Linked DNA regions of Homo sapiens: region 2 is linked to region 1. Evidence: read pairs that join two places in POLR2A ChIA-PET (ENCODE). Cell type or tissue: A673. All regions are shown on one strand. Each heading gives the region's core, and the rest is flanking DNA. Links, peaks and the distances in the headings are about the cores only.

Region 1 (8,481 bases), core at 1,498-6,497:
TTTTCCTGTGCTTGTTTGCCATTTGTATATCCTCTTTGGTGAAATGCGCCTTTTGCCCATTTTCTTTTTTTTTTTTTCTTTTGAGAAGGAGTCTCGGTCTATCACCAGGCTGGAGTGCAGCAGTGCAATCTCGGCTCACTGCACCCTCCACCTCCCGGGCTCAAGCGATTCTCCTGCCTCAGCCTCCTGAGTACCTGGGACTATAGGCACGCACCACCACGCCCGGCTAATTTTTGTGTTTTTAGTAGATACGGGGTTTCACCATGTTGGCCAGGATGGTCTCAATCTCTTGACCTTGTGATCTGCCTGTCTCAGCCTCCCAAAGTGCTGGGATTACAGGCGTGAGCCACTGCACCCGGCTGCCCATTTTCTAATTGAATTATTATTATTTGTTTAATGTTCAGTTTTGAGAGTTCTTTATTCCAAAGTGGCCTTTTGTTAGATATGTGATTTGCAAATAATTTCTTCCAGTTTATAGCTTATCTTTTTATCCTTTTAATGAAGTCTTTTACAGAGTAAAAGTTTTTCATTTTGAAGTCCAATTTATCAATTTATTCTTTTATGAATTACACTTCTGGTGTCATGTTTAAGAGTTCTTCATGTGCTCCAAAGATTTCCCCTTTTGTTATCTTCTAAAATATTTATAGTTTTACATTTTATGTTGAAGTCTATGATCCATTTTCAGTTAGTTTTTATATAAGGTGTGAGATGTAGGTCAGAGTACTTAAAAATTTTTTTTTGCTTCAGCACCATTTGGAGAAAATATTACACTTCTTATATTGAGTTGCTTTTGCATCTTGTAAAACATCAGTTGGTTGATGCAAAAGCAGAGGGGTGTTAAAAAATCAGTTGGTTGCACTCATGTGGCACTATTTCTAGGTTTTTTATTCATTTCCATTGATCTCTGTGTCTCTCCCTCTGCCATTATCACATAGTCTTTATTACTGTAGCTACCTCTATTAATATTTATTTATTTATTTATTCATATATATATTTTGAGACAGGGTTTTATTTATGTCACTCAGGCTGGAGTGCAATGGTGCAATCTCGGCTCACTGCAACCTCTGCCTCCCAGGCTCAAGTGATCCTCTTGCCTCAGCCTCCCAAGTAGCTGGGACTACAGGTGCACGCCACTGCACATGGCTAATTTTTCTTCTTTTATTTTTAGATACAAGATTTTAGAGACGGGATTTCACCATGTTGCCAAGCCTGTCTTGAACTCCTGGCCTCAAGCAATCCAGCCTCCTCAGCCTCCAAAGTGCTGGGGTTACAGGTGTGAGTCCCTATGCCTGGCCTTACTGTAGTTACATCTAATAAGTCCTGATATGAGGTAGAGTGATTCCTCTACGTTTATCAATGTCTTTTGAAAATTGTTTTGGTTATTCTAGCGCCTGGCCTTTCCATATAAATTTCAGAATAATTTTGTCTGTATCTGTAGAAAATTTTGCTGAAATTTTGACAGGAATTCTGTTACATTTGCATCTCAATTTGGGGGGAATCGGCATCTTTACTGAGTCTTCTACTCATGAACATGTTATGTTTCTCTGTATATTTAGATCTTTGATTTAATAGTTTTTGGCCTGTAATTCATATACATATTTAGTTAGATTTACACATAATTGTTTCATCTTTTGAGCAATTATAAAAGGCATTATATTTTTAATTTCAGTTTTCATGTGTTCATTGTTAATACATAAATACACAAATAATTTTGTATCTTTCTCTTGTATCCTGTAAACCTGCTGAACTTATTTATTTATTTATTTTTGAGATGGAGTTTTGCTCTTCTTGCACAGGCTGGAGTGCAATGGTGCAGTCTCGGCTCACTGCAACCTCCACCTCCCGGGTTCAAGTGATTCTCCTGTCTCAGCCTCCCAAGTAGCTGGGATTACAGGTGCCCACCACCACACCTGGCTAATTTTTGTATTTTTAGTAGAGACAGGGTTTCCCCATGTTGGCTAGGTTGGTCTCGAACTCCTGACCTCAGGTGGTCCGCCCACCTCGGCCTCCCAAAGTGCTGGGATTACAGGTGTGAGCCACTGTGCCCAGCCAGTTCCAGTTGTTTTTCTATAGATTCCTTGGAATTTTCTGTGTAGACTGCTATGCCATTGGCAAATATGGACCATTTTTTTCCTTCCCTTCTTATTAGTGTGCTTTTTATTCTCTCTCTCTTTTTTTTAACCTTATTTCACTGGCTAGAACTTCCAGCACTATGTTGAATAGCAGTGGTGAGGGTGGATGGCCTCCTTTTCTTCCCAATTAGCTCATTCTTGTAAACACAGTTGTGTATGATGCAATGGAGAGACTAAGCATGGGTGTCAAAATCAATCTAACCCATGGTCAAACCAGATCTCACAACATACTATCTATGTGATCTTAGAAAAGTGGCTTTCTCTCTGTATGTTTCCTCACCTTCAAGGATTAGATAATACTATCTATGCCCGGGCTGGGCGTGGTGGCTCATGCCTGTAATCCCAGCACTTTGGAAGGCCAAGGCAGGTGGATCACCTGAGTTCAGGAATTCGAGACCAGCCTGACCAACATGGTGAAATCCCGTCTCCACTAAAAATACAAAAAATTAGCCAGGCGTGGTGGCGGGCGCCTGTCATCCCAGCTACTCAGGAGGCTGAGGCAAGAGAATCTCTTGAATCTGGGAGTTGGAGGTTGAAGTGAGCCGAGGTTGCGCCATTGCACTCCAGCCTGGGCGACACAGCAAAACTCTGTCTCAAACAACAACAACAACAACAACAACAAACCAACAATAATATCTATGCCTTGGCTTTGCTAGACAACACAACAGCGTGTAGAGGTTAGGAACACAGACTTTGGAGCCAGGTTACCCAGGCTCAGGTCCCAGCACCGCGACTCTCAATCTCATGACCTTGGGCAAGTTACTTGTTCCCTCTGTGCTTCAGTTTCCTCATTGGTTCAGTGGGCAAAATAAGACTAACATAAAGTTATTGCAAAGATGGAATGAGATAATAAATGTTAAGCTTTTAGAACAGTACTTGGCACATAGTAAGCACTAGGGAAGTGTTTTTGTTGTTGTGGTTGTGAGATTTAAATGAATGTGTAGAAAATACCTAGCATGGTGCAAATGCTCAGTAAAATTTTTTTCTGACACTAAATTCTATGCTAACTAAAAAAAAAAAAAAAAAAAAAAAAATTAAGCGGCACCAAAAACCTTGTAATAAAAGCAACAATGTCTTGTTTCCCCTCCTTTCCTGCTCTCTGGAGGTAAAAATTTTTTTTTTTTTTCTGAGACGGAGTCTCGCTCTGTTGCCCACCTGGAGTGCAGTGGCGCCATCTCGGGTCACTGCAACCTCCGCCTTCCAGGTTCAAGCGATTCTCCTGCCTCTGCCTCCTGACTAGCTGGGATGACCAGCGGAGGTAAAAATTTTAAACTCTTTGATCAGTTAAAAGAATAAATCACAAGCTTCTTTACCTCTTTCTCCCTTTCTCTCTCTTCTTTCTTTCTTTCCTTCCTTCCTTCCTTCCTTCTTTCCTTCCTTCCTTCCTTCCTTCCTTCTTTCTTTCTTATGTTTCCTTCCTTCCTTCCTTCCTTCCTTCCTTCCTTCCTTCCTTCCTTCCTTCCCTCCTTCCTTCCTTCCCTCCTTCCTTCCTTCTTTCCCTCCCTCCCTTCCTTTCTTTTCTTTTTGGAGACAGGGTCTCCAACCATTACCCAGGCTGGAGCACAGTAGCACAAACAGGCTCACTGCAGCTTTGCGCTCTCAGGATCAAGCGATCCTCCCACTGCAGTCTCCCAAGTAGCTGGGACCACAGGCGCATGCCAGCAGGCCTAGCTAATTTTTTAAAAAAATTTTTTATAGAGTTAGGGTCTTGCCATGTTGCCCAGGCTGGTCTTTAACTCTTTGGCTCAAGTGATCCACTCACCTTGGCCTCCCAAAGTGCTCAGATTACAGCAATGAGCCACCGTGCCTGGCCATGTATTTCTAGATGCATCAGTTTCAGATATTATCTATTTACATTCTGAAACAATGGTGGTGGATTTAGCTCTCTTATACTGCCTGTCTCCCATCCTTCTCATACAATGATACGGTTATTTATAATTATGTCACTGGTAAATATTGTTCACCGAAGAGCCAACAGATGTATTATGATTATATTTTTTTCTTGAAAGCTTTCCTTCTCTCACACTCCCCAGGATTTCTAATTGCCTTAATGTCTTCTTCCTTTTAATTTTGTACTATTTTCTTTTCTTCTTTTTTTTGAGATAGAGGCTTGCTCTGTTGCCCAGACTGAAGTGCAGTGGTATGATCTTGGCTCACTGCAGCCTCTGCCTCCTGGGTTCAAGTGATTCTCGTGTCTCAGCCTCCCAAGAAGCTGGGATTACAGGCATCTGCCACCATGGCCGACTAATTTTATTTTTTATTTTTGTATTTTTAGTAGAGATGGGGTTTCACCATGTGGGCCAGGCTGGTCTCGAACTCCTGGCCTTAGGCTATCCACCTGCCTCAACCTCCCAAAGTGTTGGAATTACTGGAGTGAGCCACTGCACCTGGCCTGCTTTTCTTTTTCTTTTTTTTTTTTTTTGAGACAGGGTCTTGCTGTGTCGCCCAGGCTCAGCTCACTGCAGGCTCACCTCCCAGGTTCAAGCAATTCTCCCACCTCAGCCTCCCAAGTAGCTAGGATTACAGGGGCACACCACCATGCCCAGCTAATTTTTACATTTTTAGTAGAGACAGGGTTTCACCATGTTGGCCAGGCTGGTCTCAAACTTCTGACCTCAGGTGATTCACCCACCTCGGCCTCCTAAAGTGCTGGGATTATAGGTGCAAGCCACCACGCTCGGCTGTGCTTTTCTTATGTACACAATTTTTCCCCATCCTTTATCACATCAGTTATTCTAATCAGATCCACTTTTTCCCCTTGGGGACTTCAAGTCTTATATTCGTTACATGGCTGTCAGGACAGTAACAAAACATTATTCTTTTTCTCTTGCTCTCCTGCCTCGAACCACCCCCCAGTGGCAATCATGACCTGCCCATGTTTCTCTGTCTTCACTTTTTTCCTGTCCGTGCTTTTGATGAGCTCACTCCTTTTTCCCAGCCACGTTCTCTCTCGTCCATCCATTTGGCCTTCTCACCAGTTCACTCATAGAGATATTGTTATCAATTTTTGGCTCATTATAAATTAGCATTTTCAAGTGTTCTCATTTACATAGGGCACCCCAAAGATAACTTGGTCCACAGCTAAAAGGGCAATTGTTCTAATGCATCTATGATTGAGGCAAAGCCCTTGCAGGAAATAGCAAGCTAAGGACAGCTGATTATAATGAAGGGCTTAAGCAAGGCATAAATGCTTCAGGGATGACAAGAAGACAGACTGAAAGGACTTGATCTATTTCAGCAAAAAAATATCCATCAAAAGAGAAACCTTTCCCAAAGCAGTGCCCAGTCAAGGTGTGGGACTTAGAAAAGCCAGATCTATATTTTAGGAGACAGCAGCCCGCTTGGTTGACAGGTCATATGTCAAGAAACAAGTTTAATAAAGAATTCATTGAAAAACACTATTTCAACACTAGGTGATAAAGTTGGCCCCAGAAGAGTAGGTCTTGGGAAGGTTTTGGAACATATTATAGGTTGATATCAGATGTTCAACTTAGAAGGCTACATCTTTAAGACTCATGGAGCAATGTGCAAGCATCATGACCTTGGACCTGTTCCAAAGTCCCGTATATTATCTAAATGAATTCATTGAGACCACCTGTGTACCTACTTGGTGTGCTTTCTCTGCTCATCAATTTGAGCTGTTGCGTTTGAGTTTGAATTACCTCTACATACTGACTGTCACACTTTCCCCATCTAGTTTTAGTGTCACTGTTAAAACGATTGAATGATGGACCCTGCAGCAGGCAGCAGGTGTTGCTTCAGGCAGTGGGTTTGGACCCTTCCTTCCTTCCTCTCTTTCTCTCCTTCCCTCCTTCCCTCCCTCCCTCCCTCCCTTCCTTCCTTCCTTCCTTCCTTCCTTCCTTCCTTCCTTCCTTCCTTCCTTCCTTCCTTCCTTCCTTTCTTTTCTTCTTTCTTTCTGTTTCTTTATTTTTTGACAGAGACTTACTCTGTCACCAGGCTGGAGTGCAGTGGTACAATCTCGGCTCACTCCAATCTCCGCCTCCGGGGTTCGAATGATTCCCCTGCCTCAGCCTCCCGAGTAGCTGGGACCCCAGGCATGCACCACCATGCCCAGCTAATTTTTTGTATTTCAGTAGAGACGGGGTTTCACCATGTTGGCCAGGATGGTCTCGATCTCCTGACCTTGTGATCTGCCCACCTCAGCCTCTCAAAGTGCTGGGATTACAGGCATGAGCCACTGCGCCCAGCCAAGAAAGTAGGCTTTCTATTTGCCCTCTCTGGGTATCTAGTATTGGCTAGGACTTTGTCTCTCTCATCTCAGACCCTTCCTGGGACCTGTGCAGCTTGAGTGGGAACTGCTGCTGCAGCACCTGTTTTTCTTTGTTTTTTTTTTTTTTTTTTTTTTTGAGACGGAATCTCACTCACAGCTCAGGCTGGAGTGTGGTGGCACGATCCCAGCTCACTGCAACCTCTGCCTACTGGGTTCAAGTAATTCTTCTCCTGCCTCAGCATCCCAAGTAGCTGGTATTACAGGTGCGCAGCACCATGCCCAGCTAATTTTGTATTTTTAGTAGACATGGGGTTTCACCATGTTAGCCAGGCTGGTCTCAAACTCCCGACCTCAGGTGATCCGCCCGCCTCAGCCTCCCAAAGTGCTGGGATTACAGGTGTGAGCCACTGCACCTGGCCCAGCTCCTGTTTTATTGGTGCTGCTGCCAATGGTGGTCCCTTGGCTGCTGTGGCCCAAGACAATTCTTCTTCTGATGTGGCCCAGGGAAGCCAAAAGATTGGACACCCCTGCTCTAGACACTTGTTGCTCTGTTCCTCTGCCCTACCCCATGGCCACTGTCCTCATTAGGGCCTTCATAACATCTCATCTGGATCACAGCGTTAATCTCTGAAGTGGTCTTGCTGCACTTCCTGGTCTCCCTCAGTCTCGAATCCATGTTTCACCCAGTGAGATGGTTCTAAAGCACGAATCTGATCAGAAAGTGCTCTGTTGAGTGCCTCTGGGGCTCCTCACAGGATTTAGGCTTTGGTTCAGTCTTCTTAACCCACAGGACCCTTGTAATCAGTCTTGTGACAACTTCTCTTCTGCTTTAGCTGTTTGGTGTGCCACCACATTCATTCATTTACTAAACATTGATCAAAGGCCTGACACTGTTCTTTCCTGGCACTGGGAATAGAGTAGTGAACAGAAACAAAAGCCCCCACCGCATGGAACTTCATTCTCATTGGGGAGACAGAACATAGCAGAAGGCAGTAAATACAGCGGAGAGAAACAAAGCAAGAAGGGAGTCAGGAGGTGGGGGGGCTCTCTCTTGAAAGGGAGGATTCTTAAAGGAGAGTGTTCAGGGAAAACCTCACTGAGGAGGTTATGTTTGAATCCCGACTTGAAGGAATTGAGGGAGCAAGCCACGTGGGATCTAGAGGAGGGAACAGTATGTGCAAGGGCCCTGAGGTTATTTCAAGGATTGGTAAAAAAGTGAGTGTGGCTGAAGCAGAGATGGAAAACCACTGGATTTTTCTGAACCTAAGAGTGATGTGCTCTGACTTACATTTTAGAAATGAACTACTGGGTCAGGCATGGTGGCTCACACCTGTAATCCCAGCATTTTGGGAGGCCAAGGCAGGCAGATCACCTGAGGTCAGGAGTTTGAGACCAGCCTGGCCAACATGGTGAAACCTCATCTCTACTAAAAATACAAAAATTAGCTGGGCGTGGTGGCATGCACCTGTAATCCCAGCTACTCCAAAGGCTGAGGCAGGAGAATTGCTTGAACCTGGGAGGTGGAGGTTGCAGTGAGCTGAGATTGCACCACTACACTCCAGCCTGGAAACAGAACAAGACTATATCTCAAAAAAAAAAAAAAAAAAAAAGTGTTGGCCGGGCGCGGTGGCTCATGATCGTAATCCCAGCACTTTGGGAGGCCGAGGTGGGTGGATCACGAGGTCAAGAGATCGAGACCATCCTGGCTAAAGTGGTGAAACCCCGTCTCTACTAAAAATACAAAAAATTAGCTGGGCGTGGTGGTGGGCGCCTGTAGTCCCAGCTACTCCGGAGGCTGAGGCAGGGGAATGGCGTGAACCCAGGAGGCAGAGCTTGCAGTGAGCCGAGACCGTGCCACTGCACTCCAGCCTGGGCACAGAGCGAGACTCTGTCTCAAAAAAAGAAAACAAAAAAGTGTTTATGAAGTGAAGGAAAAAATGAATAAAATTATAGATCTGATTGAAAGTGAAGGATGCCATTCATGCCAGGGAAGGCAGGTAAGCAGATGCTTCCCTTAATACCTAACAGTTTTTGAGTGTTCCCTACGTGCTAGGCATTTTCCTAAGTGCTTCTCGTATACATAGCTATCTCTTACAGGAAGGAACTGACTTATTTTAC
Region 2 (5,000 bases), core at 1-5,000, 510 kb after region 1:
GCAGTATGATAGGATGATTAGGTATTTGAACTCTGATGTTAAGATATCTGAATTCAAAATCACGGTATTGCGTTGAATTATGACATGGCGTTTTGCAAGCTACCTTTTAAATCTTCTATTTTCTCATCTTTAAGGTATGGAGAACAAATAGTACCTTATTCTCAGGTTAGTTAGGAATGGCAAATGAATTAATACATGCGAGGGGCTTAGGACACCAAAGACAGCTAGCAAGGGCACATGTTAGCTGTTAGATTTAATAATAATATCATTGTTGTTGCTATTGTTGTTATTAATACCTCTTGACCATTCCAAACACTCCTTGTATTTTCATTTCCTTCTGAAGCTTCCTCTGTAATAATCAAGTGATATGTTTGCAGAGGTCCAAAAGTACTGCTCATATACCATTTACAAAGCAGGTACTTGCACTTTATTGCCAGTGACGATGATGCCTTGTTAATGTCTAGAGCAATGGATAACAGTTAGAATCCTGGACTCTTGGAAATTGGCATTACTCAAACTGTAAGTTTCTTTATGCTGGAGAAATCAAGAGCCCTCAAGGATGCTGGCTAGAACAGGCATTTTCTGTTTCATCATCTTTTGGCTGTGTGTGAAGGCTGGCTTCATTCTCCACTGGTCAAGCTCTTCATTGCTTTTCATACCCTGTTATCACATGCATGGCAGAGGCCATATGACAGGCTGGAAGAGGAGATTTTTGATGTAAGTATGTGTTGAGTGTGGGGTAGAAGGAGGGCTTGAGGAAATCAGTCTGTCAGTCTACTCCAGAGAGGGACCAGTGAGTTAAGTCATCATATCTCAAAGGGAGTAAAAAACTCCCTCACTTCCAAGGAGAAAGATGCACTCAGGCCAACTTCTCTATCTCTAAGAGTGCAGAGAATTGCCGCAGAGCTTCTAGAAGGAAGTGATTCCTGGTGTTAGGTGGGTCTTGAGTATGAAAGCCAGGATACAGTAGTGTATCAGTCAGTTTAGGCTAAGATATGCTGCAGTAACAAATCAGCCCCAAATCTCTGGCTTACAACCACAAAAGTTCATTTCTCACTCACATTTCATGTTTATGTTGGGTCAGCTGTACTTATCCTACAAAACTTATTTATTCTTGGATTCAGGCTAATAGAGCTCCCCTCATCTGGGATGTTAATGATTTTATGACAGAAAAGAGAGCATAGCTGAATATGGCAATCATACAATGACTCTTAAAGCTTCCAATTAGAAATGTGTACTTGCAAGTTTCATTTTTATTTCATTGGCTAAAGAAAGCCACATGGACCATTCTGATGCTAATGGGGTGGTGGAAAACAGTCCCTCCACAGTGAATATTTTGAACAATAATAAAATCTAGCACAAGGACAAGTTCATCCACAAGGAAAGGGATAGGATGCCCTAGGGTAGTAAGGCAGGAGAAAAATCGGAATTTTAAGCACTGGCAGTTGGGAGCATTAAATCATGTGGGGCTTCACGGCACCCTCATTCTTTAGATGCTTGTCTCTAATCCTCCCCTGGAGCCTGTAGTCCCAGTATGACATATTCCCATCTAAAGACCTTGATTCATCAGACATGCCCGTCTGCCTGTTCCAGCCATGAGTTTGTCCTTCCAGCACCTCCCTGGACATTGGGTTACCATTGTTGGCAGTGAAGCATAGACGTTACATGTTCTCTCTAATGGGCAAATAAAGACTTCCTTAATGGATCCAAGTCCAGTTTTCTTGTTGGTATATAAGCAGCAAGAATGGCTGTGCTACTTGAATACCCCGGTTGTCAAAGTCTCTTCAGTGAGGAAAAGGCGCTTGTTCATTTTCATTAACAGACTGGAAGTTTGAGCTAAAATTTTTCTGAGCCTTCACGTGTTTATTTTTTGGTTGACAGCTGCAGTCTGGAAGTGGATGGAGGTGTTGTAAGTGATTTCCATGCCACCCACATTCAAATTCCCATTGTTACCTTGAAGTACCATGTTTTTTCAAAACTCTATGCCTTTCAAAGGTTCTTTCTCTGCTGGTTGGATTTTGTAGAGCTTGTCCTCTTAGTGAGTTCTTATTCATTTTTATTAATAGAACAAAAAGTCCCCAATTAAATATTTATCACATTGCCCAAGTAATATATAATCTTCAGAGATAAGAGAAATTACAGACATAAATGAAAACAAAATTTAAATTACCTTTAATTTTATGACCCAGTTGTTAATGTTTCAGTGTCTAACCTTTCAGCCTTTTCTCTGTGAACCATCATCAACAATTTAAATGATATCATATTATACCTGCTGCTCTCAGCACAGTTATTACCAATGTGAACTCTGGAGACATAGACATGGGATCACAAGCTGGCCTCACTACTCACTACTTTGGTGGTCTTGGGCATATGATTGAGACTCTCACATGTTTCCTCATCTGTAAAATGGTAATTTCACTTTTCTACATGGTTGTTAGGGCTAAGTGAATTATTTTTTATAAAGTTCTTAGAATTCTGCCTGCCGTGTATTAAGTGCTTAATGTTGATAGTTCTGTCTGTCTGTCTATCTATCTATGTATCTACCCATCTATCTATCTATCCATTTTTTTAGAAATGGGTATCTCACTATGTTGGTCAGGCTAGAGTGCATGGCTATTCAGAAGCATGGTCATAGCACAGCCTTGAACCTCTGGGCTCAAGTGATCCTTCCGCATAGCTGGAATTCCATGTGTGCACCACTACACATGATCTGACAGCTATATTTTTGTTTCTCTCCCTCTCCTTCCTTCCTTCCTTCCTTCTTGCCTTCCTGCCTTCCTTCCTTCCTTCCTTCCTTCCTGCCTTCCTTCCTTCCTGCCTTCCTGCCTTCCTGCCTTCCTCTGAGTGTCCCCTAGATCATTGACTCCATTGGTTTTATTATTTTTCTTAATGCTGTTTATTTGATAAGTAGAAATAGTTGTCAAATTTTAATGTAAGTTTCTTTTAACCTTAGTTGAATAGAATGTTTGAAACCTACCATTATTGAGCAATTTTGGCCTATTTATGGGAGTGGAATCACCCACTTAAATATCTTGTCTATTTTTCTGTTAGCTGGTAACACTTTTCTTCTTTCCCTTTTTCTTTTTCTCTGTCTCTTTTTCTCTCCCCCTCTCTCTTTTTCTCTCTCCCTTCCCCCTACTTTCTCTCCCACCTCTTTCTCTCTCTGATGGAAATATATCTACTTTTTTCTTTGTTATTAACTTCAAATACAATACATGGCAGTTGGAATACAGAAGTATATAAAGCAGAAAATGAGTTTTCCTCTGAAACGCTACCCTAAGACCATGATTATAAACAATTTAGTGTCTTTTTTTTAAGATTTGGCAGTGGTTCTCAGAGTTAGTGTGCATGAGAATCTCTTAGATGATGCTGTTGTCTAAATGGGTTCCTCTAAAATTCATATGTTGAAACTTGATCTTCAGTGTGATCATGTGAAGAGGTGGGGCCTTTAGGAGGTGATTAAGTGATGAGGGCAGAGCCCTCATGAATGGTATTAGTGACCTTATAGGAGGGGTGCAAAGTTGCTGATTGCCTCTTCTGCCTTTTGAGGATGGAGCAAGAAATACTGTCCTCAAAGCAGAAAATGAGCCCTCACCAGACATTGAATTTGCTGGCACCTTGATCTTGGACTTCCCAGCTTTCAGAACTGCAAAAAATACCTTTCTATTATTTATAAATCACCCAATCCAAGGTATTTTGTTACAGCCGCGTGAACAGACTAAGACAGATGGCTTGTGAAAACAGATTGCTAGGTCCTATAATGAAGTTTATGATTCAGTAGGGTTGGGGTGAGGCCTGAAAATTTGCATTTCTGACAAGCTCCCAGGTAATGTTGATGCCGCTGGTCTGGGGGATTCATTTGGAGGACCACTGTTATATACGCACACAGACAGGATACTCATGCTGCCTGGTAACTTTGGCATCTTTTGCTTAATTTATCGTGGGTAGTATTTCATGAAGTTCTGACCTATGCTGGTATGCAACATAGTGCATGACATTCCATTGTGTTGGTGTACCCTAATTTATTATCATAGATGTGTAAGTTGCTTGCAGTTTTTAATATTATTATGATAGCAGTGCATCAAAACATTCTTGCTCCTGTATGTCTGTGTACTTGTGCAAGTCTTTCTGTGAGGCAGCTTCTTAGAAGTGGAATTTCTGGTAAACATGCATTGACAAATACAATTTGGACACATTTTAATGTTCTCTAGAAAGATTGGACTAAAATAACTACTTGCTGTTTGCTGGGTGTTAAGAGTTCCTGTTTTCTCATACCCTGGAGGAAGATAAGGTCTGGTGAGACTTTGCCAGTTAGTGAGGAGATGAATTATGTTTCACTTTTATTTAGTTTAATTCTTTTGGTATCTGTGATGTTACACATTTTAAATGCTTACTCGCCCTTAACGTTTTTCTTTGGGACATCGTCTTTGTCCATTTTTCATTCTAATCGTTTTATAAAGGCTATTTATTTAATCATAAATATTCAGCCTCTTACAATATAGGTTACAAATATTTTTACAACCTATCATATAATTTTGTTGCTTTTTTTGATGTAGACAAAAATTTAATTTCCTTTATATTTTATGTATATATTTTTGTTTCTTCATACTCTCCTCTTGGATTTTATACTTAAATAAATGTTTTGCAATCTGATCGTGTTCATTTATTCACTTACGCAAATATTTTCTTTTTTTTTTTTTGCTTAGCTAATATGTATTAGAAGGCATCCTAGACACTGGGGACGAGCAGTTAAAAATTCTGTCTTCATGGATCTTACACTCTAATGTGAAGGGACAGACAGCAAACAACATGAGACAGACAGCAAATAACATATTAAAAATTGATATGATATTTTAGAAGCTGATGAGTGCTGTGGAGAAAAACAAACAGGGAAGGATGCTAGGAATGTTTATTTAGATTTAACTCTGTAAACAGAATTTTATAAATTTTTCAACTTTAGAATTTTTATTCATTTACGTATTACATTGGTGAAAGAACTG

Evidence for each region. Peaks named below come from ENCODE experiments on the same cell type or tissue, not always from the same donor. Only the 100,000 strongest peaks of a DNase experiment are listed, where the experiment ranks them.
Region 2: POLR2A ChIA-PET joins it to region 1 with 5 read pairs; 1 of 35 experiments calls an interaction of 5 or more read pairs at or near these places.

What each region holds. Positions count from the first base shown.
Region 1 is chr16:25,285,952-25,294,432 of GRCh38, forward strand. No RefSeq gene overlaps it. Among named protein-coding and RNA genes, the nearest start is that of ZKSCAN2, 32 kb to the left of the region's middle. In A673, for the core only: no CTCF peak of the experiment used is centred there; DNase peaks (open chromatin) are centred at 3,360, 3,720, 5,250, 5,850 and 1 weaker place; H3K27ac peaks cover 4,174 bases.
Region 2 is chr16:25,797,292-25,802,291 of GRCh38, forward strand. All of the region lies in intron 1 of HS3ST4 (heparan sulfate-glucosamine 3-sulfotransferase 4), which reads left to right. Among named protein-coding and RNA genes, the nearest start is that of HS3ST4, 110 kb to the left of the region's middle. In A673, for the core only: no CTCF peak of the experiment used is centred there; a DNase peak (open chromatin) is centred at 2,900; H3K27ac peaks cover 4,937 bases.